Regions from separate parts of the Homo sapiens genome. Here regions 2, 3, 4, 5 and 6 are each linked to region 1. The links are chromatin loops, found by intact Hi-C in ENCODE. Cell type or tissue: CD14-positive monocyte. All regions are shown on one strand.

What was found. Hi-C counts contacts between places; a loop is a spot of excess contacts. Peaks named below come from ENCODE experiments on the same cell type or tissue, not always from the same donor. Only the 100,000 strongest peaks of a DNase experiment are listed, where the experiment ranks them.
Region 2: it touches region 1 in a loop (1.8-fold over the local background); 9 of 110 quality-filtered maps call a loop at or near these places.
Region 3: it touches region 1 in a loop (2.4-fold over the local background); 14 of 110 quality-filtered maps call a loop at or near these places.
Region 4: it touches region 1 in a loop (3-fold over the local background); 4 of 110 quality-filtered maps call a loop at or near these places.
Region 5: it touches region 1 in a loop (2.9-fold over the local background); 8 of 110 quality-filtered maps call a loop at or near these places.
Region 6: a loop joins it to region 1, with 2.3 times the contacts of the local background. A loop is called at or near these places in 3 of 110 quality-filtered maps.

The regions. Positions count from the first base shown.
Region 1 is chr1:108,047,934-108,051,933 of GRCh38, forward strand. No RefSeq gene overlaps it. Among named protein-coding and RNA genes, the nearest start is that of LINC02785, 15 kb to the right of the region's middle. In CD14-positive monocyte, CTCF peaks have their summits at 1,800 and 2,007; DNase peaks (open chromatin) are centred at 558, 1,588 and 2,398; H3K4me3 peaks cover 2,951 bases; H3K27ac peaks cover 3,766 bases.
Region 2 is chr1:108,106,252-108,110,251 of GRCh38, forward strand. No RefSeq gene overlaps it. Among named protein-coding and RNA genes, the nearest start is that of LINC02785, 44 kb to the left of the region's middle. RefSeq lists an enhancer at 1,008-2,207. In CD14-positive monocyte, no CTCF peak of the experiment used is centred here; a DNase peak (open chromatin) is centred at 1,580.
Region 3 is chr1:108,123,508-108,127,507 of GRCh38, forward strand. No RefSeq gene overlaps it. Among named protein-coding and RNA genes, the nearest start is that of LINC02785, 61 kb to the left of the region's middle. RefSeq lists a silencer at 2,223-2,362. In CD14-positive monocyte, CTCF peaks have their summits at 2,210 (motif pointing left) and 2,410; a DNase peak (open chromatin) is centred at 2,204.
Region 4 is chr1:107,934,437-107,938,436 of GRCh38, forward strand. The region is part of intron 1 of VAV3 (vav guanine nucleotide exchange factor 3); the gene reads right to left. Among named protein-coding and RNA genes, the nearest start is that of VAV3-AS1, 28 kb to the right of the region's middle. RefSeq lists an enhancer at 1,840-2,376. In CD14-positive monocyte, no CTCF peak of the experiment used is centred here; DNase peaks (open chromatin) are centred at 1,215, 2,205, 2,565 and 2,895; H3K4me3 peaks cover 1,379 bases; H3K27ac peaks cover 4,000 bases.
Region 5 is chr1:107,780,381-107,784,380 of GRCh38, forward strand. The region is part of intron 2 of VAV3 (vav guanine nucleotide exchange factor 3); the gene reads right to left. Among named protein-coding and RNA genes, the nearest start is that of MIR7852, 110 kb to the right of the region's middle. In CD14-positive monocyte, CTCF peaks have their summits at 2,020 (motif pointing right) and 2,221; a DNase peak (open chromatin) is centred at 2,011.
Region 6 is chr1:107,875,160-107,879,159 of GRCh38, forward strand. The region is part of intron 1 of VAV3 (vav guanine nucleotide exchange factor 3); the gene reads right to left. Among named protein-coding and RNA genes, the nearest start is that of MIR7852, 20 kb to the right of the region's middle. In CD14-positive monocyte, no CTCF peak of the experiment used is centred here; DNase peaks (open chromatin) are centred at 2,192 and 2,782; H3K4me3 peaks cover 2,195 bases; H3K27ac peaks cover 2,820 bases.

The DNA.
Region 1 (4,000 bases):
GGACTAGACGATTTGTTCAAGACCATGCAGAGGGTAAATGGAAGAACTTAAATTCAAGTATTCCATTGGGAAGTCAAGCCTCTTCCCACAAAAGCTTTTGCCAGGTTCTCTTTAATTGTCTTTTAGCATTGTACAGAATCTTCAGTGAGAGAATTATTTCTACCTGCATTAAGATGCTGAACAGGTCTAAATTCGAGTCGTGGTGTACCTCAGATGGTTCACCCTTAGCCCTCCTTCTGACAGCTCTGCCTTGCTTGTACATCCTGGCCTGAGAGGGCAAGAGAGGGAAAGAGCTCTTGTCAAAGGGAGGGCTGGGCCTCTGTTAATCCTGACATAACTTCCCAACAGTCTGAGGTGCCACATGTGTTCCCCTCCCCAATCTCCAGTGGAGACCACCAGTACCCCGGCATCATCACCTCACTTCATCTCATCAGAGCCAAACCAGGAAAGCAGAAAACTTTCAGCCTTTCAAACAAAGGAAATGTGATGCAGGGAATTTGTTACACGGGTGACAAAAGAAGCAGATTAGCCAACTGGGAACAGTGAGGCAACCCAGAGGTTGGCAATAGTAGGAAGCCACTGCCACCCCTAGGCTATAAGCACAAGAAAGGAGGAGACTTACCAGAGACCAAGGGCCCAGGTGACATTGAACATGGAGGAGGAGAAATACCTGGTGTGGTAAGGAGGATAATCTCCCCCTCAAGACGTCCACATTCTAATCTCTGGCACCTGTGAATATGTTATCTTACACGGCAAAAGGGGCTTTTCAGATGTGATTAGGTTAAGGCTCTTCTGATGGGGAGCTTATCCCACATTTTTGGGGTAGGACCAATGTAATCACAAGTGTCCTTATAAGAGGGGAGGAAGGAGGGTCAGAATTAGAGAAGACAATGTGCAGAAGTTAGAGTGATGTGGTCACAAGCCAAGGAATGCAGACAGCCCCTAGGTGTTGGACAAGGAAAGGAAATGGGTTCTGCCCTAGAGCCTCCAGAAGGAATGCAGCTCTGCTGACACTCTTAGTCTCATAGGACTTATTTCAGATTTCTGACTGCCAAAACTATAAGATAATACATTTGTGTTGTTTAAGCCATTAAGTTTGTGGTAATTTGGTACAGCAACAATAGGAAATGGATCCATCCGGCTCACCCCTTCCTCCTGTACTTCAATCTTGCCACTAGCTGAACCCAACAGGAAGCTAAGTGGCAGAGAAGTGAGGGAAATACAGCCTGCAAAGAAGGACAAGGGAAGGACCTGGGGGCAAACATGCCCCCATGTATATAATGAAAACAAGGCTTATTCTCTTCTGATTCATTCAAATTCCGTTGCTTAATCATGGGAATCATGGAATGGCATTTGGTCAAGGAGTAATTTTCATGAGATGGTTTGGTAATTTTCTGGACTTCATTTTATTTTTCATTATTTTATGAGCATGTAAATCAAAACAGATGATATCACCTCATCTTTCTCAATGGCATCAGTAACAGAACAAAATCAAATGAAAGTGCTCCATAAAAATGAGCACTGCCCAAGTTATAGTGTGTGCGGGCTGCTGCCCACTACTCCCTTCTCTGAGTCATTCCCCGATGTGACTTGGCAGCCCAGCTCCATCAGCTCTGTGGTTGAAAAAAAATGGGTCATTGCACTGCGACAAAAGGACATTCATTGAAAATACAGCAATTAAGAAAAATTTGAGCTCCAATAGTCTCAAATGACCAAAGGAAGCTTGTACTTGCAGCGTGTGGGTGCCAGCAGCAGGCAGACCAACAAAGCAGCAGGAGTTCCACCAGCAGCCACCAGGGACACGTCTAAGAATTCTATCAAACAGAAGGAAGTGGCTGAACTCCACTGATGCAGGGGACAGGAGGCCTTGGAAAAGGCTGTTTTCAGCATTACTAGCATTTAATTGAAACATTCTGGAACCTGTAGTCCCAGGACCTAAAAATAGGGCATCACAACAAAAGACTCAACAATAACGTTTTTCCTTATGAAATTTTATTTTTGCTTAAATATAGGGGAATATATAGGACACTGTAAAGGCAAAGTCTCACTGGTTTCTCTCTCTCTCACACACACACACAGAATTGGAAGAGTTCATAAATAAAACAAATTAGCAAAAATGTTGATGGTTGTTGAAGCTGGATGATGGGTACATGAGTGTTCATTGTATTAATCTCTCCTACCTTTTGTTTTAAAATTTTTATTAAAAAGGGAAAATGTAAATGTTGATTTCATTGGATACATGTTTTCCCTAGTTAGTCTTCCTTTACACTGTTCATTTCATTGTCACTAGGCTTCACCATGTCTCTGTGTCGTGGGACCCAGCAGCATGCAGATATTGCCAAGTGTGCTCTGATTCTGTCTGTACTTATGTGGAAAGCAGAAGCCTGCTCTGGCAGAGGAAGGGCGGTGTCCAGGCAATAGGCATAGGAAATGAGTAGGCAGCAGGCTGAAGAGGGTGAAAAAAAACAGGGCAAGAGCAACCCCTCCACTGAAATGCACTGGGAAGGGGGACTTAGATACTAACACAAGTTCAATTCAAGAAGCATTTATTGAACCGTCCTCATGAGCCAGGTCAGGGTGTTCAGCACTGAGCGTGTCAAGACGAAGACACATAGCCTCTAAGTGTCCACCATCTACAATAGCTAATGTTTAATTGTCCTTAAAAGTTGAAGAATGTTGACTGGATTGTCTGCAAATCAGTCATGTGAGTAGTGTTAATCTAATGAAGAAGAATCTTAAAAGACAAATTCTCCAAATGCTGCTGCTCCTGCATCCTGCTGCTCTACCTGCTGTGGGGAGGAGGTGAGTGGATGATACCCAGCTTCCTTTCGTGGCAACAACACTTAAAAAGTAAGGTGAGACTTTGCTTTTCTAGAGAGTACTGAGATGGTCAAGATATGCACTGTTGATGGGCTAATTTTCAGTGTTCATAGCACAGCACATAATGCCAAAGTGGAACACAGTGAGAAAGAGATTCATGCCAATCCCTTTTGGGAACAAATGTCTGAAAAATCACAAGGGTCACTGGCTCTGGTCTCGCTTGGTTCTGTCACTGTGGGGAATGGGGGATGGAGGAGTGAGGAAATACGCCAGGATTGATAATGGTCAGTGAAATGCCTTGCCCATCTAAAGCACTGCTCCCCTCCCCCTTCTTTTCCTTCTTAACAGCTGGCCCGAAGAACCTAAACTTAGCAAGGGCGAGGTGTAGGAAACTAGATAGTGCATTCTACAGTTGGATAGGAAATACTGGGCTCAATGTGTTTAAGGTTAAGATTAATTCCTCACTTCCTCCGAATCTATTTTAAAAACAGAGCAAAGGATGGCATATGCTTTCTTCTAACAAAATGACAGATGATCAAAGGATAAACATGATCTGCATGTAAAACCCTCTGACTACTGCCATGGCCCTTTGCCTACAGATTAAAAAAAAAAAAGCAGTATTTTATCAATGTGGTTAAAATTTGGTTGTCTGTGTTTATTCAGAAAACTCAGTAGTGGCAACAGCCAGAAAAATAGTGAATCATGATTGGCTAAATTGAAACAAGCCAGTAGTAGAACAAAGGAAAAACTTAGTGGTACTCTGCTCTTAAATGTCTGCTTCACAGCAATGAACAGAGACCACAGCCTCTCTCTCTGCAAGAGGGAGCTTGAGGTTCAAGTCTGAGACTTAGTTTCTGAAAGCAGAAATCTGCCTGCTGTCGAGGCGGCAAATCAATTTTTCTGATTTGCCGTAACAATCCTAATTGATGTTGGCTCATTATTATTCCCTGCGTTATGTAAACAAGAACTCTCATTGTGTGCAGCCACTCATTAGGGCTGATTTAATTGAATTTGAGAAGGAAAGGAATGGCTGCCTTGGGAAGCAAAGTACCCTAGGCTTCTGAAAGAGCAGCGAGTGCTCCACAAGTGACTTACAAGTGACGCTTATGTCAGATGCGTGCACAGGAAGAATGAGAGCAGACCCTCTCCCCTCCCTTTTTCTCCCTAGAGTGGTTTATAT
Region 2 (4,000 bases), 58 kb after region 1:
GACCTAAACAAAGGAGAGATCTGTCATATTCTTGGACGGAAAGAGTTAATATTATAATGAAGTTAATAAAATGATCTTTAGATTCACTTACGTACTTTAAGATTTCCAAAATATTGTCCAGAGAAACATACAAAAGGAAAACAGCCATAGGAAGAGAATAGCTAACAGAAATTTCAGGGGAGTTACGTTTGGGTGGGGGCTGGGAAATGAATTAAACTGGGACAGGGGTCCCAGGAGCCTTCTAAAGTTTAGTAATATTCTGTTTCTAAGCTGAGACATAGCTATTCAGGTATTTGTTTTATGATTTTTTATTAAACTGTATGCTTGAGTTTTAGACACCTTTGACTGCATATTTCAAAAATAGTGATTTTTTAAAATAAAAATATTAGTAATTTAATTTGCCCAAACTGCCAAACAGCTACGGTTGTCTACAAAATACCAATAATGTTAGTCCATTACACTTGGAAGTACCAAAAGGGTATGCAGTAGATCTTGTTCTTCATCCCGTTTTCCATTGTCTAGTACAGCACCTGGATGGAGAAATAGCTCCATAAATATTTTGTAATGAGTGTATAAACAAAGCCTCATTAATTCTCTATAATGGCATACATCCAAGCCAAAGCCAATTATTCTCATCCTCAGAACTCTGCTTTTCTTGTTCATTTATCTCTAAGCCGTGCTGGTGCTCCTATTATTTCCTGCCCACTGTCTCCTGGATTTCCTTTCTGCTGAAATGCTTAACTCACTTCCTTATATATATTTAATGAAGTTGTCAGCAAAGCCCTTTTTCATCAGTCAGCCTGGCTTGTTTGACTTAAGGTCTTATTAGCATGCCTAATTCCATTTCCAGAAAACACAGTTAATTAAGCTACCAAATCTGTGAGTATGGCCCAGCATCACTCTTGGCATTTAATTTATATTTATACACCAAGGGAAAATAGTGAACCCAATCCTCTTCCTAGGACTTGAGTAATATGGCAAGAGAACCAGGACTTTCTTGGGAGTCCATGAAAAAGAAATGGAGGTGGTAAACAGAGCACAAAGGAAAATTAGGCTCTGGCATGAGTAGCAAGAGTGCTAGGAGCCCCTTCACCGCAGCCCCCAGCAAAAAAAACTCATGAGCCCATCCTGAGACTCAGGGCCCCCGGCTCAGTCTCCCTGAAAAGCTTCCATAGCACAGATTATTATAGCTCAGGAGGTTACCACATTTTTTAAAAAAATTATTATTTTTTATAACTTTTGTGGGTACATAGTAGGTATATATATTTTTGTGGTATATGATGTGTTCCATCAGAATATATAAGGGATTCAAATAACTCTATAGGAAAAAATCCAATTATCCAATCAAAAAATGGGCAAAAGATTTGAATAGACATTTCTCAAAAGAAGACATACAAGTGGCAAACAGGTTATTACATTTCTAAAAACAGCCTTACAGTGTCATCCAGCCTTCCAGGGGCTTATGCTCCTGAATGATTTTGGGACGAGGTGTCTTCTGGTGACTTTGAGAGTAGCACTAAGTGACTTGGGGATTTCCATGCTGTTCTGAGAGGAATCAAGAGTCTGGAGAAGATGACACAGAACTGACGCACAGCCAGGCTAGGCCACTCCCAGGAAGCCCAGGGACCACAGGACTCCATCTGAGGCGCCTCCTGCAACTCCTCCCTATCTTACCCTCCAGGGTCCAGGGCTACATGTGGAAGTGAATTTCTGCAATAGGCCCAGAATTCCCCAAGGAAGACATACAAATTAAACTCTACATGTGGCTCTGGGTTAATTCGACATATTAATGTAACAAATTCAAAGTAGGAAAATAAGCTAATAAAATTATAGTTTTGGAGTCTCAACTGCTTCCCAAGGCAGTTTTTTTTTTTTTTTTGACAGAATTACAATGTTGAAGCAACTTCTAGTTCTAAGAACATGTCCCTCTCTAAACAGCACCAGCAATTTGTGGCCCTGGTAAGAAGGAAATCAGGTGATCTTACTTTGCCTGGCAATCAGGCTGCTTTCTGGACTTTGGAGATGTGTGGCTAAGAGAATTTCATGCAACTTCTCTCAGCCTTACTTTTTCCATCTGTAAAATGGGGATCATACAGCCCTCCTAGAGTTGTTGAGAGGGTTAATAATATGATATATATAAGATGGGCTTGTAGGAGATCAAAATATGCCTCTCCAAAATATGTCACTTTGGCATAAGAATTATTTTGAGCTAAAGGCAGCTGAGAAGAAACAGACACAAGAAAAGCTCTCTGCCCTCCTCCTATTTGCCACAAAGCAGGACATAAATTTACAAAGGTATCCCTCCTCCCCTCTCTCCCAGAGAGGGCAAATTTAAACTTTTATCAGCCTAGGGATGGCACCAGAGGAATCTATACAACAAATTTTAGTAACCAGCCTTCATCTGCTATTAGTTTACCATATATTTGCCATCCCACAATTTGCTTCCCCTAGAGACTCAAGATCCTTTTCCTTTGTCTATCACTAAAAATGAGTTGTCCTTTTGCTAAGATTTTGTAAAAACTCAAGTTCTAACCAAACCTTTGAGTTACTCATCTCTGGGTACTCCTATGGGTTACATATGTGATATACATGTTAATAAACTGCTGTTTTTCTCTTATCAATCTGTCCTTTGTTACAGGGGCCCAGCTGAGAATTTAGAAAGGTAGAGGGAAAATTATTTTTCTTCTCCTATAGGTTGCAAAGAGTAGGTACCCAATATACTATAGCTATCTGTATACTAATAATAATTTATAACATTAATGTGTCTTTATTATTCCATCCCACTCTCACCAGATTCTGGGTCTTCCTCCCCCTGCACCATACCACCAGCCCTATTTTTCCAGACGTGCTCCATAAAACTAAAGCATCAACTCTGCAATCAGAACATCCTGGGTTCCAATTCCAACTCTGCCAACTAATAGGGGTACAACTTTAAGCAGTCGTGTCCTTCCTCTAAATACCATGGAATAGTAATAGGACCTCCTCAATTCCTCAACTCAAATTCCTGTTATCCCAATGCTGATTATCTTCTCCAGGACTTGGAAAGAGATTACCTTTCAAAACCTGCAATTTACCCTAAACAAATAAATTGCTAACAGCTTTAACCCTAATAATAGGTTGTTAACAAGACAAATCTCTAATTACTGGAGATATTGTAAGAATACTCTTGAACACGGGGTTCTCCCTGGCTCTTTGGTCCCTCTTTCCACACTCTTGTGTTGTAGAGTTGCTCAATAACTGTTCCAGACTTCTGAGAGGAGTCCAACACCCACTCCAAACTCTCAAAGACCGAAAACAGTGTTTCTGTTCATATTCTTAAAAGAATAGGACAGTGTGGGGTTATTCAGCAATTATTTCCTTGATGCAATTTCTTTTTTAATTTTTCTTTGGCAGTTGTTCCCTCATCTCTTAATTTTGACAATTTGACATATCTCATTAAAGATATTTCTGTAACCGAGAATCACTATTAGCCTATCTCCCTTGTGACGAAGGATATTGCTCAGACTCACTTTGCATGCGTACCCTAGGCCTTGTGGGAAATGGGGTGTGGGAAGGCTATATGAGAGCAGGCTAATCTGGCTGAGTAGCAACAATGACTCTTGTAGCACTTTTCCTCCATGGTAAAATTCTTTAACATTTGTAATGAATTAATTGGGGAATCACCCGCTACCAACTCCCCTCCTCCCCCACCACCAGCACCACCACCACACCCACACACACACACACACAAATGCTGGACTATTACCTCCATAATGCTGGATTTGATCACCACAATATATCCAGCACCTAGAGCCAATAAATATTCTTAGTATTCACCAATAAATATTTGTTAAGCAAATTTAAACGTTCCTATAGGAAAAGATTCTATTTCTCTTTCCTTGGAAATGAATCCCATTTTAGGTTGGGATTTTGATAACCAGGGGCCAATAGTTTAGAACATTGAGAAAAAAAGGAATCAGATAGCTTTATTATAATAATAATAAAGGGAGGCCTCCCTGAC
Region 3 (4,000 bases), 76 kb after region 1:
CAGTTGGAATCACCTGGGGGAATTTTAAAAATACTGGTGCCTGTGTCCCACCCCAGAGATTCTGCTTTAATTGGTCTGGGATATGACCTGAGAGTTTTAAAAGCTAACCCCAGCTCCCGCCCAGGTGGTTCTAATGTTCAGCCAAGTTTTCAAACAGCTGTGCTAGGGCTTAAAAAAGACCCAGTGAAAATCATTAGCGTTAATCAGTGCTTAAATGTCAAGTAGATTTTGGTATCACACACTAAAAAACTTTCCAAAATATTAAAGTAAACAATACAGACAGTCCCCAACTTAGTGACGGTTTGATTTACGATTTTCAGCTTCATGATTGGTTTATTGGGGTATTAAATGCGTTTTTGGCTTATGCTATTTTCGACTTACTATGGGTTTATCAGGATGTGACATGACCCCATCATAAGTCATGAAACATCTTGCAGTTAAAACTGGGAGATTATATAAGTACACCCTCGTCTCTTTGAATGAGCCTTATAATTTTAATCTTCACTTTGATAATTTTTTCTCATTTTAATAAAATATTTTAGTTTTCAATATTGATCATTTAGTGAGAAAATCCCAGCACTGCCTAAAATATTGGGCAGAATATCACTATCTCAGCTCCATTTTACATCCTCTGTGTTTTTCTTTTCTTTTTGTGGGGAGGGGATGGGGTCTCACTCTGTTGCCCAGGCTGCAGTGCAGTGATGCCCTCTCAGCTCACTGTAACCTCTACCTCCTGGGCTCAAGTGATCCTCCTGCCTCTGCCTCCCAGCCTGTAGCTTGGGACTACAGGCATGCACCACCACACCTGGTTAATTTTTGCTCCTTTTTTTGTAGAGATGAGGTCTTACTATGTTCCCAGGCTGGTCTCAAACTCCTAGGTTCAAGCAGTTCTCTGACCGTGGCCTTCTAAAGTGCTAGAGTCATAGGCATGAGCCACTGCGCCTGGCCCGCTGTGTTTTCTTTTCAAGCACAGTAATTTTTTCTGTGAATTTTGGGGAAACTGAGCTGAGAAGCTCACCTCTGTTTTTGGCAATGTTGAAGGAGTTTAACAGATTAATGAGGCCAGTTTTATCACCTTAATTTTCTTTTTAAATTTTCTAGCACTTTTCCTCCAGAGGCATTCATGGGGGGTCATCACGTCACAGTTTTTTCATGATACGTTAACAAGCAGGGGAGAAAGAGACAATTGGTAAGTAAAGAACGATATCTAAAAGCAACTCACAGAGTCGGGGGTGAAAGGACAGGGGAGAGGAGAGGCATCAAAGGGCCTGCAGCGAGGGGCGCCTCTTCTCAGTTCCTACCGCCGGGAGAGAGCTGGGAGAATAGACAGCTGGCTCATCATGAAGGGTCACCCACATCACCGCAGCAGAACCCAGCTTTTCCCTTCCACGTCCTGATTCCTACTTTTCTCAGCTCAAAATTTCTATTTCCACCTGTTTACTAGAATTGAAGGAAATTCCTGATTAACCTAAAAAACACAGTTTGGGTTGCCTGATTTTCCTATTAACTTCTTCCTCTGATGTGTATTGTTCCAGAGAGACAGCATGCAAACTGTGTTCATCTGAAACCCAAAGTTTATTTATTTTAAAACGTGTCAGCCAGTGTGTCACACAAATCAATAAAAATAACTCTTGTAAAAAAAGAAATCCCTAAAAGGGAATGGAGTCAGAAATTTTGTGGTGCGTTTTATTACTTGTTTATTTTTGCTCTCATTTTACCACTCTTGTATTTCAAGCTTGAATTATGATTATACTTCTGAAATAATTTTAAGCAAACAAAAATATTCATCACACTATGAAAACAAATATCCAAAAATATGCTCTATGGTCACAATTTTTGTATCTGAACATTTACCTACGACTCTGTATATGAACAGTGATACTTGTTTTTCAATCATTTCTTATTTGACTTGTAAAACAGAATTTTTCTATTTTTGGAAAATATCTTAAAAATTAAGAACAAGCCCTTCTCCTCAGTGCTACACATAAAGGACCTTATTTGTCACCTTCTGTCCTGGAATGACAGGACAGGTCGACCCTAATTTCACTCCTCTAAACAAGGTAATGATGGCTTGTGCAGGAAATCTAAATCTGGCCTCAGAGGCAGCCCAGTGATTTTCCAGGTCAAGGGAAAGGGAGAAAGCAAAGATCTGAAGCTCTGTCCTCCTCTCCTGGGTATCTGCCGTCCACAGAGCTGGGGGAAGTCTGCCATCTAGTGGAAAGTAGAGGGCACTGACAGTTACTTGCAATAGTGGTTTCCCAGGACCGCTTGAGCATCAAGCGTTTCTGATCCGGGGGCATAGCTTCCATCAGGGACAGGGTGGACTAGCAGAAGAATATTCAACAACAACAAGTAACATTCAAACCCAATACACAAATGTTTCTTTATATATATAAACTACACATAGTGCCCTATACAAAGTGCTTCTTCATAAAGTAGTGCCAGGTGAAGTGCTAAGTGTTTTAGTTAATAAATCTCATCTCATTTCTACAGTGATTATCAATGTATTCTGCATGATTTTTCCTATACAATGGCAAAAACACAGGGTGGGAAGTATACTTAATCCCTAACACAGTGATTACCATTATACTTTTAAAATTGCTGTACAGAGAATATTTTCCATCGGTTCAGATCCATACAATAATCGATTTCAGTTTATGCTTGTCTTTTGACAACAATTGACATATTCAGGTAACAACATTAAGGGGGCTGGGGGACAGACCAAGTTACTCAGATATATTTGTGCTCTCTCCTTTTGATTTCATTTGATTTCATTTGTTACACTGTTCCAATTTGCTTTAAGTGATTGTTTTTAATTATATTAAAGTAGCACATGCCATGCATATATTTAAAAGCATGGTCTCCTCTTCCGCCCCTTCCCACCTCTAGTCTTGGTCCCTAGAGGTAATGACCTGCAGTTCTGTTAGTTGCTTCTTTTCGTATTTTCCTCCATAATCTCTAAATAAAACGCTCTGCTTCTATTTCCTTGTCTGTCTGTGGTGGATTGACTGCCTTAGTTTGGGTTCTTTCAGAGGCAGATCCTGAAATGGATGATTCAAGGACAGGATGGGAAAGTAAGATGAGGAGAAGGCCATCAGTAAAGGGCAAATCATCACACCAGCTGCCACCATAGGCACCTGCACCAGACCCAGTGTAGAAATGGGAGCCAGTGCGAAACAGAGCTCACGACCACTGGTTTAGAGCTGCTCCTGTCACATGGGCAGCAAGTAAGCTCCAGCACCAAGAGCAACACCAAAGCAGATGCTGGCAATTGCACACAGAGCTGCCTTGTGCAGCCGTGGTCAGGGCCAGGTGTGTGGGCAGGGAACTGCCAGTGTCTGCTACAGCCATCTCACCTGTCGGGTACCCAGGTAAGCAAGAGCCTTGCACACCCCCACCTTCCTCATCCTTCCCTTTTCACCCCACCTCCTCTCTCCTACTGCTCAGCTTCTGATTACATTTGCTTCCTTGTTTACATTCTTCTATAGCTATATTTAGGCCTACAGTTTGATTTTGAAAGCACATTGATGATGTGACTTTGCAGTATTTTTCACTGCCGAGCTAGTGTTCACTATAATTACATTTCTTTTTTTTTTTTTTTGAGACAGGGTCTCGCTCTGTTGCCCAGGCTGGAGTGCAGTGGCACAATCACAGCTCACTGCAGCCTGACCTCCCAGGCTCAAGCAATCCTCCCACCTTAGCTGCTCTCCCCTCAATAGCTGGGACTACAAGCACAGGCCACCATGCCCAGCTAATTTTTATATTTTTCGTACAGATGGGGTTTTGCTACGTTACCAAGGCTGGTCTCAAACTCCTAGCCTCAAGCGATCTGCCCACTTCAGCTTCTCAAAGTGCTGGGATTATATAGGCATGAGCCGCCACACCCAGCCACATTTCGTTTATATTAGAGCTTTTTAATTTTTCCTGAAGTTATTAACTGCCTTTTAATTTTCTTGCACCTTTTGCCCTTGTTTCACATTAGTGTTTTTCCTTGACCTCT
Region 4 (4,000 bases), 110 kb before region 1:
GCTATGTGTATGTGTGTGTGCATCCTTCATATGTGGAATTGTTTTTTAAGCCATTTAACTAAGATGAGTATTAGCAACAATTACTTAAGAATTCCTAAATATTTCAGACAAAGATGTGTCTCCAGGAGGAACGGCTCCTATGAAAAGTATAGTTCTAACCAAAAAAGTATAGTTCTAACAAACACAGGTAGCTCTGTTAAAAACTGTACCCTTCTTACACATCAAAAGTCTCGAAAAGGAAACTCTTAGTTCCAAAAATAAGTTATGATGAAAACTTAACCACTGAAATTTTAATTATATGCTGTATTTAGCATTTTCAAATATCACATTCAGAAAATTTCAGACTGAACACACACTCTGGGGAATTTTGTGAATCACTGTGTTGTTATTAAGAGAAAAGCACATGCTAAACAAAATATAGCGGCACAGCGAGGCAAATGAGAGGAGACGTGCTACAAGAAACAAATTCTTGCACGACCAGGCTATCTGCAGCTTTGAGGAGAAGAGTTGGTAGTACATGAACCCATCACACACTAGTAACAATAGCCTCTAATTTCCCTCTATCACTTTTCTTCATAAAATATATTCACCTCCCACAGATTACGCGAACTGATGGGGCAAGTTTCCGGTTGGCAAACATTCATATCAGCCAATTTGCCAATGAGAACAATTGGCAGTGTTCTACTTTCAACATAAATTCCTAAGGTCTTCTCCATTTGGGGGCAATTACAGCTGTAAGATTACAGTTTCCTACAGTTCTCCAAAGCAAAGCAGTTGCTTCTAATTATTCCTTCATTTTAAAGCAATTAAGCCAAATGTTATTTGATTTCATTCAAGTGAATAAATATTGAGTTCTTCCTAAGATAAACCTCTAGAAAGCCAGAGTTTACACTGCCAGTCAGCAAATAAAATTCACAGTGATAAGGTATATCAAAGAAGTAAATATATAATTCTCCAGGAAGAAAGGAGCAGCAGCACCTACTGCACAGAGACCACAGGGTCTACTCTCTCCTACAGTGTTACGAGCACTGAAATGTTCAGTGGTTGGAGAAAATGAAAAGCCAGGTCTGACAAATACACAAATTTGGTCCTCAGTCCCTAAAATTAGAAATAAGTTTCCCCATCAGAATGAGGATGAACATTTCATTCACTCACTTACTCATTGCAGTTACAGAAATGAGTAAGAAACCATCCGTGACCTGAATAAGTTCACAGCAAGGTAGGCAGAGGCAAAGGGACAATAGGGTGCAGTGGTGTGCACCATGACAAAGGGGAAGTGCTAGGGAGGCACACAGGAGAGGCACCAAAAACAGACAGGCCAACCAAGGCCATTACCTATGCTGTATTTTGCAGAGAAATAGGAGTTAACCAGCAAAGGGAAAGGTGTTCCTATTACAATGACAAGGAGATGAAAGAAACCATGGTATATCAGGTGATGGTCTAATGGAAGGGAGATAAGGCTCTGAACTACACCGATGACAGAGGCACACAGACATCAAAGAGGTGAAAATACCCCATCAGTTGAAGAATTTTGCTTTTCAGTGTGTGAGAGATGAGGACACATTTATGCCCCTTTTGGAAACTTTACTGAAATTTTATGATTTGGGGAGAAAAGTAAACGTAGGACATTATTACAGTTCCTAGATTTGATGAACTAATAATTTTTAAAATGTGAATTGAGAAGGGAGAGGAGGGGCTCAAAAATATGAATTGATAGATAAAACATCCTGAAAATACACCCACAATTTTTTTTAGTACTTGGAAAATAAATCTGAAAATAATTTGAATAATCAACAATGACTTAATGCAACATGTAACACTTTTGAATAGTGGAAAACCTCTTACAAATTTGAGGAAAGTGCATTTAGCCAATGAAAAATTCTATATTTAATATATAAATTAGTTGTGCATAGTGTTAGAATTACAATATAACTAGATTAGAACCAAAAAGGTAAATCAGATTCTGGGTCTGATTTTTAGATTATAAACAAGAAATCTAAAATCAAACACTAACAGATTTGTCTTACCGAGTTTTTAAAGATATGACAATCTAGAGAAACAACAGTGACAGTAGACAAAAATTACTGCTGCCCTTTTATTAGCCTTAGTCGGCAACTTCTGTTTTTAATTGTTTTCATTCATTTGCTTAATTGAAACCAAAGCTGGCCAAGTGACTCAAGAATGAGTCACAGCTCCCCTCCTGGAGTAGCCACAAGCCTGACTGTGGCATACTGCATGCACTAAGCCTGAATTTCAAGTTGGAGAAGAATGCATGACAAAATGCCAAGGGCTGCTGACATTGCCAAAGAAGTTGTCAGGACCATAAGGATGTCCTGAGAGTAGAATTCCCTGCACTTCCTTTCCTGGTTGGAATTTATGCACTTATGCCTCATCGCAAACCACAGAAAAGATACACCTGTGTCACGCTGCTCCTTCCCCGACCGATCTTGTGATTTGATACACATCATTCCTTAAAAGGAAGGGACATCTGAGAGGGCACCCCTTTTACTTACTTCTCAATGCTGCCGGTCAGATTTCCAAAGACTACGGGAAATGGGAGGGCCAATGTGACTACTGAGATTGCCACACCTTACACACAGTCAGGCAAAGGATGCCTAGCAAGAGTGACAGTCTAAACATAACACCCTCCACCGCCACCCCAAAAAAACAGCTCCATCATTCACACCATAATCCTGTTTTAACAAATAATGCACATGTGACACAAAACCACAATATTTGGCGATCTGAAAAACATACCAAGAAATAATGTGTGATTATTTAAATTCAAAACACCACCATGACTATTGAGATGTTACTTCTTATAGAGGCAAGGATGAAACCCACGCATGACTAATTGGTCCCTTCCATGCTGACTGTGGAATCCTCCAGCCTTTGCACAATGAATGTGGCTAGTGACTGCAGCAGCTGTAACATCAGCACAAAAGGTTTTCTTCAAACCAAACTTCCATCTCTGCCTGCCAAATACCAGTATGTCATTTCCTTCCTGCTGGACTCCATGGTTTCTGGAGGACAAGAACCATGTAATTCTTAAACTTACACCATTGGTATCCTCTACTATTTGAGATAAGTACAAAACATTCAATGAATGTGTGATGAATGCAAAATGAGCAGGGAATACCTATAACTGCTTCTTGGCTGTTTATGCCCTCACTATCATGTTGACACAATGCTAAAGAAAGTATGCATAATTATCCTAATTACAGTCATTACAGCCAAAAAGCCCTTAAAGTTAATCACAAGGTTTCTAGTGGCACCCTTAAAATAAAATTATAAATTAAAATTCATAAAATTCTAAGACTCTGGTTAAGGCTTGTAGTCCCAATTATTAACACAATATAATGACTGCATTAATATCTATACACTATAGGTAGGCCCCAATTTAAGAAAAATTTTAGAATGTAGTACACTAACATGTCTAGTCCTTAGAATTTAGAATACATTTTTCCAAATAAATAAGGCTCTTGTGATCAAGTTCATAGGCCAGCAACCCTCAACTCAAAAAAGCTGAAAATAGAAAAATGAAATCATTTTATCTTTGCCTCCTTGCTTTGAAGCATCATAAAATGCACTCTGTCACACAGAGCATGTCTGCAGTCTTCTCAACATGCCTGGCATGGAATCAAGCCTAACCTTCTTGGGGAGCCAGGGAGGATGGACTCAGGGCTATAGGTATTCTTGACCCTTCATATATAAACAGGTGGTGGGAAGGGTAAGAATGAAAATGGGAAACAATTACCCTACAGAAGAGGAGGCGATCCCCGAGCCAGAAAACAGGCTAACCAACTTCGAGAAATGTCCCCACCTTCTATCCTTCAGGCACTAAGGTCAAGGGCCAGCCCTAAACTCAAGGAAAGCTGAGGAGGAAGGAGCCGCCAGATGGGACCAAGAAGGCGAGAGGCAGGAGTGTCTTAGGGATCTAGATTCTCAAGGGAGGAAACTATCAGGACCACAGGGGTGGGTTTTTTGGGGGGCTAGGGAA
Region 5 (4,000 bases), 270 kb before region 1:
ACTTAAATCTAAATGTTAAATATACTCTGCTAGCAACTTTACCCTTCCTTCAATCTTTTGTCCTAAGATTGTCTCTTTCGAAGACTTAGTGAGAAAGCCATTTATCTAAAATGTATTTTTCTCATAAAGTCTATTCTTGTTTGTTTCTTTTTTGAGACAGAGTCTCACTCTGTTGTGCAGGCTGGAGTACAGTGGTGCGATCTTGGCTCACTACAACCTCTGCCTCCCAGGTTCAAGTGATTGTCATGCCTCAGCCTCTCAAGTAGCTGGGATTACAGGCACACACCACCATGCCTGGCTAATGTTTGTATTTTTAGTAGAGATGCAGTTTCGCTATGTCGGCCAGGCTGGTCTCGGACTCCTGGCCTCAAGTGACCCACCTGCCTTGGCCTCCCAAAGTGCTGGGATTACAGGTGTGAACCACTGTGCCCGGCCATAAAGTTTATTTTTATGATAATAGATATAATGCATCCTAACTCTCAAAATTTTAACAAACACAACTTAAAGAGGTTCTACATGAGGCTTATTCAGAATGATAGTAAAAAGCGAGAAAAGGCAAAAATCTGTTTCTAAATTAAGGTAATCTAATTCCTTACTTCAGAGACAGGAACATAAAAATGAAGTCTCTCCAGTACTCTGTAGAAGGTTCATGAGAGTACCAGCCACACATACACTTATATCTCACCCACTTCAGGAACTGGTACCATATATATATATGGTTGTAGTTAGAAACTCCTGGCTTTGGAGTAAGAATACCTGGAGCCCTGACTCACAAGTTTTCAGCTATGCTCACCTTTACTAGCCTCTGTAAAATGCAGATAATAGCTAACTGCTTCATGGAGTTACTAAAAGAATTAAATGAGATCATGCCTATCATATGCTTAACTCAGTAAATGTGAATTTTTATTATCATGTAAAATAAAGTTATTATACAAAGATAACATTTAATTGAATTACATATAGATGACGACAATGTATTACATTCTTGAAAACTGCAAAAAGGTTACATTTTAAGCGTTCTCACCACAATAAAATAAAAAAGATGTGATGCAATACATATGTTAATTAGCTCCAGTTAACCATTCCACAATGTATACATATTTCAAACCAACATGTTGCACAGATCAATACATATAATTTTTATTTGTTAATTTTTAAAAAATTAAGAAAATTTGTTACATAAACAAAAGAGAAGGGAGCAAAACTCTTTAGGATAGTTCTAAAGGGTTAGAAAGAAGCAAAGGACATGGTGACTAGATGAGCTAATTTACTGACCCCAAAATTGTATATTCTAACCGTAGCCCCCTGCTGTGAGACTAGAAAAAGAAAAGAAAATACAATTGAAACCCTTCATGCAATTTCTTCCTGGTCAACTATGTCGAACATCTAATGTCAAAACATATACAACCAATCAGATAAAACTTGATATTGATTAATTCCCCATAATAAAGATAAAACATTGTCAGTGAGTTTGTAAACTCAGAAGATCAAGAATGAACAAATACTAATAAATTTATCAAAAATAACTAATTCAAAATAAAAATAGTCACTTGCTAAAATACCAAAATTATTCACTATTAAGCGAAAAGTCTAACTTTGGGGAGGTTCTGGAATAATCAGTACAGTATCCAGACCCTTGAATTAACTACATTGCTTTACTTTAGCATGCATCTTATCCTAATATATCACTGTTAGAAAGCTATGGGGTGAAATCTGCCTCTGATTCTACTTTACACTGTGGTCCCAGCATATATCACTACTTAATAACAAGAAAAATAGCAATAGCAGTACTACGGTTATGTCTTTTATTATTGCTATTCTATTATGTATTTTATATAGCAATGCATTTTACTCCTTGAGGATATTTTCTATAATAACTATGATGTATCTACAAAATCAGAATGCATTTTCTATTCCTTTTCCCCCACCAAAAACCAGAAAAATGACAACCCCTCCCCTACACACCGCCTCTTTCAGAAAACTATAGCTTGATTTTTTTCATGAGTGTCCACCAGAGGGAGCCAGATGATAGTCTATTAGTTTAGTCCTGAATTGAATGTGTTTTATAAGGACAAACATTTCTGAAAATCAACAAGCTGAGACCAACTCCTATTTTCTGCTTAACAGGAGTTATTTATTACTATTCACTAACAGAAAAATAACAAATATACAAATGCAGCAAATGAGGAGGAATGGAAAGACAGCATGCAGTGTATCCCAAAGTGAGTGAGAACTGGCACTCAGTTTTGTGTCTATGCTATTGTACACTGAGTCCATCCGTTAACTCTAAGTTTAGCCAAAGCAAATAAAGACTGTTTAGTCAATGCGGTGTTTTTAGAACAATGTGTATTCTATAAAGGCGAAGCGTATCCGGATTTGGAATAGACAAGTATACAAACTAATGCCAGATTCTTAAATCCTCTTTGTGGGGATTCTGACCTGCCACTGGAAACATCCATTCAAGAATTTTTACAAAAGAAAACATCTCCAAGGACACTAAGAAGACTGTTTTCCTGCAATATATTAATTTCTAACTTGTTACCACAAAATAATAGGAAATTCTGAGATACATTAACTCCCAGAAACAGACATAGCTAGTAACAATACCTGCAGGTCAATAGGCCAACAATCAACTAGAGTAAATCCATGTCATGAATTTTCTTTCTTTCCCTTTGTCTATCCTTTGGTGAGTAAGAAGAGTGGCATCTGTAAAGAAATGAAAATCATCCTGGATAGCATAAATAAGAGCTACTTTGTGAGGCAGGTGGGAAAGGTAGACAAAGGGTTCTGCAAATCTGCTTTAGAAGGGTGGCTTATATTCCAGAAGCTAGGAAGGACCATTGAGAAAGTGTGGAAAGGACAATCACAGGGTCAAAACTGCCTTTTTAAAGCAAAGTGAAGGGCAGACTGGGGTAGAGGACATAGGGAACAGAGAAGGGGCCAGGAGACCAACTGAGGGGGCTGTCTCAACCACCCAAGTGAGAGGTGAGGCACTGGAACCAAGATGGCTGCAGTAGACAGGAAAGTAGTGGAAATGGGAGGAGTGTTCAGGAATAGTAGCTGATGCTCTGTGAGGGCTAAGGGAAGAAGAACCCAGGATGACCTGGGCTAGCTGTTAAGGCTCTGGAGGTGGACAGCCCCAAGGCCGCCTACCAGAAAAGCCTCCAGGATGCTTCCAAGCAAGAAGCCCTTGTTCTCTCTGTGTCTTCTACATGGTGGACATGTACCATCCTGAACCCAGTGAGGCCACCCACTCCTCCACGGAGCCTTCTCTGGCCCATGGTCTGTGTCCCCTTTGTGTCCCCATAGGACCCCGGACATAACTCCACCGTAGCATCTATCACCTCATTTAAAATGAAAATTTATTGGCTTTTAAAAATATTTCAGGCCAGGCCTGGTGGCTCACGCCTGTAATCCCAGCACTTTGGGAGGCTGAGGCGGGCAGATCACGAGATCAGGAGATCGAGACCATCCTGGCCAACACAGTGAAACCCTATCTCTACTAAAAATACAAAAAAAAAAAAAAAAAATTAGCCAGGCATGGTGGCGGGCACCTGTAGTCCCAGCTACTTGGGAGGCTGAGGCAGGAGAATGGTGTGAACCTGGGAGGTGGGGCTTGCAGTGAGCTGAGATAGTGCCACTGCACTCCAGCCTGGGTGACAGAGCAAGACCCTATCTCAAATATATATATATATATATTTCAAAAGAATACATGTTTACTTTGTCAGGCTGAAATAATACAGTAATACATAAAAGATGCCCTTCACACCTCTCCTCTCTCTTCTGCCTAAATGGGACCATAGCTAAAAATCTGGTATGACTCTGGCAGAGTTTTTCTTTTTTCCTTTGCTTTATTAAGTAATGTATTCCTATTATACAGATTTTTCTACAGCATGCTTTTGTCATTAACAATAAAGCAGAGTCATGTCATATGTATACATCTACTTTATTCATTTTAGTGCTGTGTAACATTTCAGTGTATATAAACAGCAATGATTTA
Region 6 (4,000 bases), 170 kb before region 1:
TACTGACCGAGCCTGCAGTCTCTCTCAGGCACAGGTGATACAGCTGTGACCAAGGCAATTTCTACCCTCATGAAACTTACATTCTAATATGAAAAGACAGACAAAACAGACAAAGCAACAAACACAAATAAGCAAGTATTTTTACTTTCATATGGTGGTAAGTGCAATAGAGAAAAATAAAACCTGGAGGAGGGATCAGGAGAGTTGGTGGGGCTGGGTGGGGGAACTTAAACAGGATGGTTAGAGAAGGTCTCACAGAGAAGAGGATGGTGGAGCAGAGATCTGAGGTGCAAAAGGAGCAAGCCATGGAGAACCGTAGCACACAACAGCCCAGACTAAAGAAGTGTTCCATACCAAGGCCCTGACATAGAGGCCTCTGAGCGTGTCTGAGAAAGGGGTCAGTGCAGCAAGGCAGAGTGAGTAATGGGGGGAAAAGGAGGAAAGATGGAAAGCTAGTGGGGTCAGATGATGAAGATCTTTATGGGACAGTTTTTACTCTGACTGATATGGGAGGTCATTGGAGGCCTTGGCCAAAAGGAGGACATAATCTGATGGTTTAAAAAGGTCTTTTTGGCCTGTTGTGCTGAATATAGAGTGAAAGGGGCCGGAGCTAGGGTGGAGGCAGGAAAACCAGACATAAGGCTCTTGCAATAACCCAGGTGAGAGACAACTGTGGGAAGACCAGAGTGTGGTCACTTTTTGACTGTGTTAAATCTGAGAGGCCTATTAGTCATCCAATAAGTGTGGAGTCCAGGGGATAGGTGTGTACTTCAGACAGAAATATGGGAGTCTTTAGTGTACAGAGGACTGTTAACCATGACACTGGCTGAAATGACTGTGGAATAGAGCAAAGAAGAGGAGAGTACCTGAGCCAGGAAACTTTAAAGGATCAGGAAAAGAGGAGGAGCTCACAAAGGAGTCTTAGTAAGAGTGACCAGTTAGGAAGTAGGAAAACCAGGAGATAGGGTTTTCCTGAAGCCAAGTAAAGAATGTGTTTCTAGATGAAGGGAGTGAAAAACTATATCAGATGCTGCAGACGGCCAAATAGGATTTAGACCAACGGATTGGTCAACACTGCCCATGGATTCTGGCAGTGTGAAAGTCACGGGTACCTTGACAAAAGCAGGCTCTATATGGAGGAGTGGGATGAAAGGCCTCTTGGAGTTGGTTTCAGAGACAAAGAGAGAAAAGGAAGTGAAGACAGAATATAGACTCCTGAGTTTTGCTGCAGAGGAGAACAGAGAAATGGTCAAGAGTTTTAAGAAACAGCAGAAGATGTCGAGACATGTTTCTGTTTTGATGGGAATAACCTGATAGAGAGGGGAAAGCTGGTAACAAAGCAGAGAAGGACAGTTCCCCAAATGTAGTCCTGATTAGGTGAAGTGGGGAGAGATCAAGTGTTTAAGTGCAGCAGCTGACCTTAGAGAAGAGCATGGTCAACTCATCCACACTATAACAGGGAGATAGGAGGGAAGGCAGACACTACTGACTACTTAAAAAAACAAAAGTTAAAATTTGCTTTCAGTGTCTAAAAGACTCAGATCCACCTAAGCAAAATACACACATACCCTAACTGCAGTGGCACATATTTTTTTAAAAATATACATGTGAAAACTTTAAATAGATGCATTTTATTATATGTAAGTTATACCAAAATAAAGTTTAAAAAAATGGAAAAAAACCTACTAACCATCAAAAAGTGAGCAACGTATTAGCTAATTATTGTATCTTTGCTTTTTTAAAAGTGTTGCCAATGTCTTAATTCATTGTTTTGTTTATCTTGGTTTGTTTTTTTAATTTGCAGAAAGCATATCTTTTTTTACTTCATCTATTAATACATTTGAAACATTTGGATTATTCATAGGCTTAACTTAGACACACTTTACCCTTCACGGGAATCATTCTCAGAGGCTTAAATATTTCAGGAGGGATTAAAACCACAAGGGAAGCATCATAAACCCTTTGAAACACAAAGGCAGCAGGTAATCAGCACATGCAGTTACTGCTTTCACTTTAAAAAATTCATAAGAGACCTTTAAGACACAGAATCACTCTGCATGTAGCTCTTCCACATAGAATTGCTTATTTACAGATTAAAAGCCTTGTATTCTACCAAGACAGATAATAATTACTCTCTTGGGGATTATGCAACTGCTCTCTTGCAATATCGTTTACATAATTAAGTGCCTGACTCATAGCTCACCAAGGAACAAAGCATAATTGCACACACCACGCTCTGAAGATTTCCCACCAAACTCAAACTTTCCCCACCTGTAGGGAAAGCTGCAGAAGACTTCCATAAAGTGCTTTGATCACTAATTCAGAAAAGCAAGTATTATTACTAAAAGTTAAAACAATATGAAATATTGCATGCACAGAAGATTTAAAAAGAGGCCTTCCCCTTACTTCTGGAATTCATCTTAAACTTACTTGTCCCTTAACTAGTTCAGATCTACTAAATTCCACAAATATTTACTGAATTTGAAAGTCACTTATATACTCTCACTTTTCCAGGCAATCCTCAAATTTGGTCACCCCTTTATTTATGTATTTTTCAGTTTTTGAATTCCTACAACATTACACATACTGGAAATGTTAAAAATGAACAAGACAAAGCTCTTCCTCAAGCTTCTCTGTTAAATTTATCAGGAGATTTTCCCACTGCTCCAAAATTTGACTAAATTAGTGCTGAGTCTAGTGCGAGCCTAGTGTTATTCACTAGGCTCACACTTCACTCAATGCTCACAAGTGTGTGGCTCTGTGCACATATAGGAACAGAGCTGAGGAATAGAGGAAGTGAGGCTGCCAGCCTGCCAGCAGTCCACTCCAGGACTTTTGCTTTGCTTTTACCAAACTGATTTTTTTTCCAGTTTATTTATTTTATTTTTTTGAATTTCAGAACAAAAGTTGAAAGAATACAATGAACATTCCATCTACATGCAACAATTGCAACATAGTGCCATATATGCTTTTGCACCTATACCCTTTATATATTTATAAATGTATTATGTTCAGCTATTTGAAAATGAATTACAGATAACACTTGACTCCTAAATACTCTGACTCTACCTGCAACTCCCAGGAATAAGGACATTTTTCCTACAGATCAACAATACCATTATATCTAAGAAAATTAACAATAATTTCATATTATCTAATATCCATTCCATATTCAAATTTCCTCAATTGCCCACTTTTAGTACTAGGATCCAGTCATGTTTTACCCACTGCATTTGGCAGTTTTATCTTTTAGTCAGTATCTTTTAATCTAAAAATACTTTTGCCTTTATTCTTCTTTAATGACATTGACTTTTTGAAGAGTCCAGGCTGGTTGTCTTACAAAATGTCCTAAATTCTGCATTTGTTTGGTTGTTTCTTCATGGTATCATTAAACCTATTATTCTTTCACTTGTATTTCCTGTGAACTGAAAGCTAAATCTAGATTCAAATTAAACAGTTCTGATAAAAGTACTTCATACTGTGAACTTCATATTTCATCACATCAGAAGACACAAAATGTTAGGGTGTCCCATCATTACTGAGGCTAAACTCAATCATTTAGTTAAGATGGTTACTGCCACATCTCTCTACTGTAAAGGTACATGTCCCCCCTTTATAGCAGTAAGTAACCCAGGGGTGAAGATGTGGTACCATGTGGCTGTCCTATTTCCCAATAATTTTTCACAATGGGATTAGTATTCCTTGATCATCCTTGCTTTAATTATTCCATATGAGACTTTAAAATAGTGATTTTTCTAACTCTATCATTCTTTTCTTACTTACACGCTAGTATTCTTTTGTCAAAAAACAGAAAAAAAGCTTCCCCTGACCTCCCTTTTTTTCTATTTTTGTAATAATCAATTGCCATCATTATTTTTTTAATGCTCATATTGTCCCACGTTTGGCCACTGGGAGTCCCTTCAAATTGGTTCATGTTTCCTTTCAACATAATTAATAATTACAATAATATTTGTTTCATTGCTTTCTTATATCAAGTTGT